2 separate regions of the Homo sapiens genome follow, and region 2 is linked to region 1. A link is an interaction called in ENCODE POLR2A ChIA-PET data of the cell type or tissue named here. Cell type or tissue: OCI-LY7. All regions are shown on one strand. Each heading gives the region's core, and the rest is flanking DNA. Links, peaks and the distances in the headings are about the cores only. Region 1 has its middle 75 kb from the start of LINC00517. Region 2 has its middle 80 kb from the start of SSTR1.

The links. Peaks named below come from ENCODE experiments on the same cell type or tissue, not always from the same donor. Only the 100,000 strongest peaks of a DNase experiment are listed, where the experiment ranks them.
Region 2: POLR2A ChIA-PET joins it to region 1 with 6 read pairs; 2 of 35 experiments call an interaction of 5 or more read pairs at or near these places.

The regions. Positions count from the first base shown.
Region 1 is chr14:37,975,760-37,978,685 of GRCh38, reverse strand. No RefSeq gene overlaps it. Among named protein-coding and RNA genes, the nearest start is that of LINC00517, 75 kb to the right of the region's middle. In OCI-LY7, for the core only: no CTCF peak of the experiment used is centred there; no DNase peak of the experiment used is centred there.
Region 2 is chr14:38,126,292-38,129,217 of GRCh38, reverse strand. No RefSeq gene overlaps it. Among named protein-coding and RNA genes, the nearest start is that of SSTR1, 80 kb to the left of the region's middle. In OCI-LY7, for the core only: no CTCF peak of the experiment used is centred there; DNase peaks (open chromatin) are centred at 1,247, 1,657 and 2,237; H3K4me3 peaks cover 2,204 bases; H3K27ac peaks cover 2,500 bases.

The sequences.
Region 1 (2,926 bases), core at 163-2,662:
ATCATTTTGTCACTTAGTTTTTCTAATTTATGATGTTCTTCATAGTTTCTAAAAATATTTATATTTCTTTGAGATGGTTTTTGAAACACTAGTTAATGGTTTTTACCTGATTGCTATAAAAATGTTGCTCTGCTTCCATATTCTCTTTATCTTGTAATGAATCTGTGTGGGATGTGACTCATGTCTTCTGCTGTGGCTTCATCTTTAAGTGAGATGGGTCCCCCTGTCCTTTTAGGTGTTTCTATGTGCTAGGTCAGTGGGGGCTTAGGGTGACTTTCATGCCTTCATGACTCTAGGGCTTTCTTTTGTGTTGCTGTTAAGAATGTCAGCAAATAGGTTCTCATACTCACTGCTCCTCTGTCCCTTTTCCTTATTCTTTTCCTAGATTTTGTCTTTCCTCTGCTCCTAGAACCCATGCACTGCTCAATCTGGATCCTACTCCCAACAGTTGGTCTTCAGCGAAGGTCTATGTCCAGAAAGGACACTTTTGTCTGTTAATTTTGAGAGTTCCTAGGACCCGAAACTCCCCATAACTTCTTAAGCATGTATCCTTCCTTTAGCCCCCTCACACTCGCTGGGACATTAGTACAACAAAGCCCCCTCCCAGTTTTTGATACTGTTCTCAGAAAAGCCAGTTGCACTCCCCTCATTGAAAGGGAGCCTGTTTATTTTTGACTTTGTTGGCTCTCCCTCTGCCTACCCCACTTTCTCCAACACAGTTGTTTAGACAGCATCCTTCTTGTTGCTATTATTGGTTTGCTTTTTGTATTTTTGAATTCATGGGGTATCTCACTCCTCTTATTTTTGTAGAGGTTTCCATATTTTTTGTTATTGGTGGTGGTAGTAGTGGTTTTGTTATCTACCTTTATTGCCCACTTTTGAGTGGAATTCAAGGAGATTTAAAAGCTATGTCATTACCCTTTTGCCTTCTCTCTTATTATTTCAACTTCACAGAGCAATTTTTAAATTAATTTATTTAATATATTTATTAATATATTAGTTTAATACAATCATTTAATAAAAACTTATTTAATAAGAATTAATTTAATTATCACCTATGTATTACTCATATCTTTTACAAGACATCAAACTCCAAAAATAGAAACATCCCAGAACTACAATGAGATAGCATTTCACACTCATTAGGATAGCTACTATTATTTAAAAAAAGAGAAAAGAAAGATAATAGAAAAAAATAGTGTTGGTGAAGATGTGGAGAAATTGGAACTCTTGAGCACTGTTGGTAGAAATGTAACATGATGCAGCTGCTATTGAAAACAATATAGTAGTTCCTCAATAAATTTAAAATAGGATTCCCATATTATCCAGCAACTCCACTTCTGGGAATTGAAAGCCACATCTCAAAGAGGTATTTATACACCCATGACCATAGAAGTTATATTCACCGTGTCTAAAAGGTAGAAGAAAGCAAGTGTCCATCAATGCATGAATGGATAAACAAAATGTGGAATACACAAATAACGAAATACGTTTCCACTTCAAAAAGGAAGGACATTCTGACACATGCTACAACATGAATGAATCTTGAGGACATCGTGCAGACTAAAATAAGCCAGTCACAAAAAGACAAGTACTGTATGATTTCACTTATACAAAGAACCTAGATTAAACAAATTCAAAAAAACAGAATGAGGAATGGTGGATAGGATAGGAGGAGCAGGGAATGGGAAGTTGTTGTTTGATGGGTACAGAGTTTCAGTTTTGCAAGATGAAAAGAGTTCTGGAGATTGGTTGCACAACAATGTGAATGTACTGAAATACTACTGAATTATATTTCACTATACTGAAATGGTTAAGATCGTCAATTTTGTTATGTGTATTTTGCCCAAAATTTTTAAACAGCACCACCACCTAACCACCTGCTCAAGGCCAAGAGAGGTCTAGGAATTGGAATTGCTCTTGACTCCCATTTCACACCCAACCCTTCACCCACCCCTGTGATTCTATACAGCTCCTAAATCTGCCCACTTCTCTCCATCCTCACTGCCTCCATGTTAGTTCTATTTTCTATATTACTTGTCTCCGTTCCACCACTGTTTGTACTAATTCAATGACCATACTTGAGCCAGCCAGAGACTGAAATCTTCTAAAACAGAGGCTGGATCACATTACTTGCTTAGGAAATTCCAAACTCCTTTAAAAAGGTTCACAGCGAAGAACTACATGATCTGGTCACTGCTATGCCCCCGGCCACATTTCTCACCATTCCATTGGCCCTCACTTCTCATTCTGGTCATGTCACCACAGACCTGGGAAGGGGTCTGGGCTCCAGGTGAATCAGAAGCGCATGGTTTTGAAAGACACTTGTAGAGCGCAAGGCAACCCCACCCTTTCTGAATACTTTTTGATTTGTGTGGCCAAGTCCTCAGCCATGATCCACCAGGCCTAGCAAGTACATTAATATCAAGAAATAAGCTATAATGGGCATTTAACAATATAATTCCCTAGAAAAACAGAACATAATTCAGCCTTGGAAATGCTCATCTTTTTTAAATGCGGTAATGAAAAGATAATTTTATCTCCTAGACATTCCAACCACATTTTCCCATAATCCACTCTCATGTTCTGTTGGCCTTGCTCTTTCTTCATATATTATTAATAAAAAATAATAATAAAAATTCTGTCCTTTATAGGTAACTCCACATAACTTTGACTCTGAAGGTTTCTTGTGCAATTTTGTTTTATTTCCTTAGCTTTTGGATATTTACCACTTTCATTATCTTTTCATTAATCTCCAAGTCCTCCCCTGAGTACTGATGCCTCAAGATTTATAGACCTCACTAAGGACAGCATGGAACTAAGTTTCTTGGTCTTTCTCTTCCCCCTCTTGACCTAGCTGAGATGCTATCCTTTGCTTTTTGAAAAGAGACATGAAGAAAAAATATATATCAAAGAAATTAGAGGA
Region 2 (2,926 bases), core at 251-2,750, 150 kb before region 1:
TCCTGCCACCAAGCCATCCCTCTGAAGTCAAGCTGCTTCTCTCTGACATCTGGCTGCTGCTTCTCTCTGACATTCGGCAGCTTATTCTCTTCTGTCCTTCTCTGCTGCTTCTCAGCTTGTGGAGCCTGGGTACAGGATGGGGGGCGGGGTAGGCCAGGTGGTTTTGGAAAAGGCAACATTTGAGTGGGAAAACAGGGATGTAAAGTTCTCACTTTGCACCACAGTTCTAGGCTTTAGGGTAGGGCCCACAGTATATCATTTAGGTTGAATACATGGGTTTAGAACTCAGCAGCCCAGTTCTGCCACTAGCTAGCTAAGCAACCTTAACTTAGTCACTTAACTTCTCACAGGCCTCAGTTTTTTCATCTATAAAGTGGGTATAATAATACCTGTCTTCCCAGGGTGAAGTAAACAATGTAAAGTGATTAGGTCAGTGTCTTGTACATAGTAAAGTACTCAGTAAGTGTTAGCTAAGTATGTCTATATATCCACCCATATATACATTATGAAACATTTTCAGAGCTTCCAGAAACTATTAGAAATATATTCTTGAGTCCTCTAGTTCCAAGGATACAGTCAGATAACTGCCCTGAGACACAAAATGAATTGCTAAATCCAGCGAATCCAGCTAATCCCCACTCTGTGTGTCAAGTGGTACTGTACCTGAAAGTTTTAAAGCCAGGGGAAATGTTTCTTGTTGTGAAAATTTACTAAAGGGCATGTCTTCCCCAGTGAACAGTCACCTTTGCAATACAAAGGTGTTCCTCATAGGAGGATCATACTTCTTTCTAGCCTATAAATTAATTACAAATCTTTGCCATGAGAAATTCTACAAAAAAGAGAGGAAAATAACATAGATATTTTGCTCCTCCTCAAAGTAAAATATTACCATATTTAAAATCAAAAATTAAGTATTGACTGAATTATTATCAAATTAAATATCATTAAATTAAGTATTGGTTAAGTTAAATATTGATCCAAAATGACTCTAAAATTAATTTCTCTGAAGCAAGACAATAGGAAGACAGCCTGGTGAACCATGATTACCATACTTGGGAGCAATGGGCTTTATTCTTGGCAACACCTTTTCAAGCCTGTAACACTTCAGGGATTCTTCTTAACTAGCTGTGAGATATGGGTAAGTCACCTACTTCATTGGCCATTGGTTTCCACTTCCGAGCACTGGGCAGGTTTGGCCAACAGATGTTAGCTCCCTGGCAGCTCTAACATTCTTCGATTCCATGTTGTGCTAAGGCAGGCTGCATTACACAGCTTTGTGGAAAGTCCTCCCTGAAGTTGTGCAACTTGGCAGATGAGATTCTAGGACAACGAAAATGACCAGTGAGGAAATCAGGCAGCTCTGAGCTTCACCTTGCTTTTAAGCACAGGAACTGGACCAAATTCCCTTCCAGGGCTCCTGTGATCCCTAGCATTCCATACCAGTGACCCAAAGCTCTTGCCTTTGAAAAATTATAGTTAGGTTCCACTTGGAACTGCCAAATTAGTAGAAAAATTAATATAAAGAAACAGCATCTGTGAATCTCTTCCTAATAGATGTATAACTGGGTTTAAAGTCTCTGACACATTTAGACTGAGTGCTAAGTCATCCGACCATCTGGCTCTAGGACAGTTATGCAAAGAGCTCATCTCCACCTGGGCGCTGAGAGCATCTATTTTAACATCCTGCTGGGCAGGTGCATGCAGAAACAGAGATGGAGATTGGCCCAAAGTCAAAAGCCAAAAAGATCTGAAAAACACTTGGACTGTCTAGTGAAAATTCTGTCTGTGAAGCAGTAAGCTTGAGGTAAAGAAAAGCTGAATGGCTGAAGGAGGAGGATATAGAGTAGACATTAATGAAGAAAGCCTTTAGCTTAGACTGAAGAGAATAACTACGCTGAAGCTTTAGCTGGCCTTTTGAAAATCCATTCTCCTTCAGAATTGCTAGGAAGAGATGACTTTGAAAATGTTCCTGATACCTGTTTTCATGTTAATGCTGCTGGTCACTATCACCTGATTCCTTTTATTGCCAGTTGGCATTTTGAAAATGTCTGTTTGCATGGGAAAATGTAGTCCCTGGATACATATTCATCATATATTTGTGCTTCAGAGGTAACTCACACCTTTAAGTTTGATTACATTTCCTTAACCAAATACAGATTTCTACAGCTCCCAGGTGTCCGGAGTAAATTTGATAAAAACAAGATTCCCACCCCCGTGCCAGGCTGTGAGTGGCTGTTCTGCATTACTTGCTAGTAGAATAATCACTTGGATGGTGGATTACACTGCCATGCACTCAGTTCACGCATAGAAAAGCCCCCTCCTTCCATTTTCTCCACTTGCTTACTGATTGCATTGACAGGGAAAATACAATGTGTCATTTGGCAAGTAGAAATATGACTTTAAATCCAAGTATCATCAGGAGGGGTGATGTTTTCACTGGAATTCAAGGGTTCAAAGAACCAGAGAATTCGTCCCTTCTTCATCTTTCACAAAAAAGAGATTTTGATCTTAGATATTTCTATATAACCCTGAAAAAAACCCCAAACTTCCCAGAATACTAGAAATGTGTTAGCTATATATTAAACTTCTAGATATGTCATACCCCATGAGGTAGATGGGAAAACATGCCCTCTGCATTGCCTCAGCTCTTACACCTTCTGGGAACACAGGTTCTGATCAATTTCTGGGCTGTGGCTCAACCCTCATGTAGTGCAATAGAACAACAATAGGGAAAAGCTGCTATTTTATCATCACCTGCTATTTTCCAGGCATTGTTTTAGGCATCCCTCATACATTGTCGCATTTAATCTTTATAATGCCTCTGCAAGGAAAGCATGAAGGAATATTTCCTATTTTATAAATGAGAAAAATGAGCTGTGTAAGTCTGAATGTTTCAAGAAACAGACATCTAGTTGGGATTAAAACT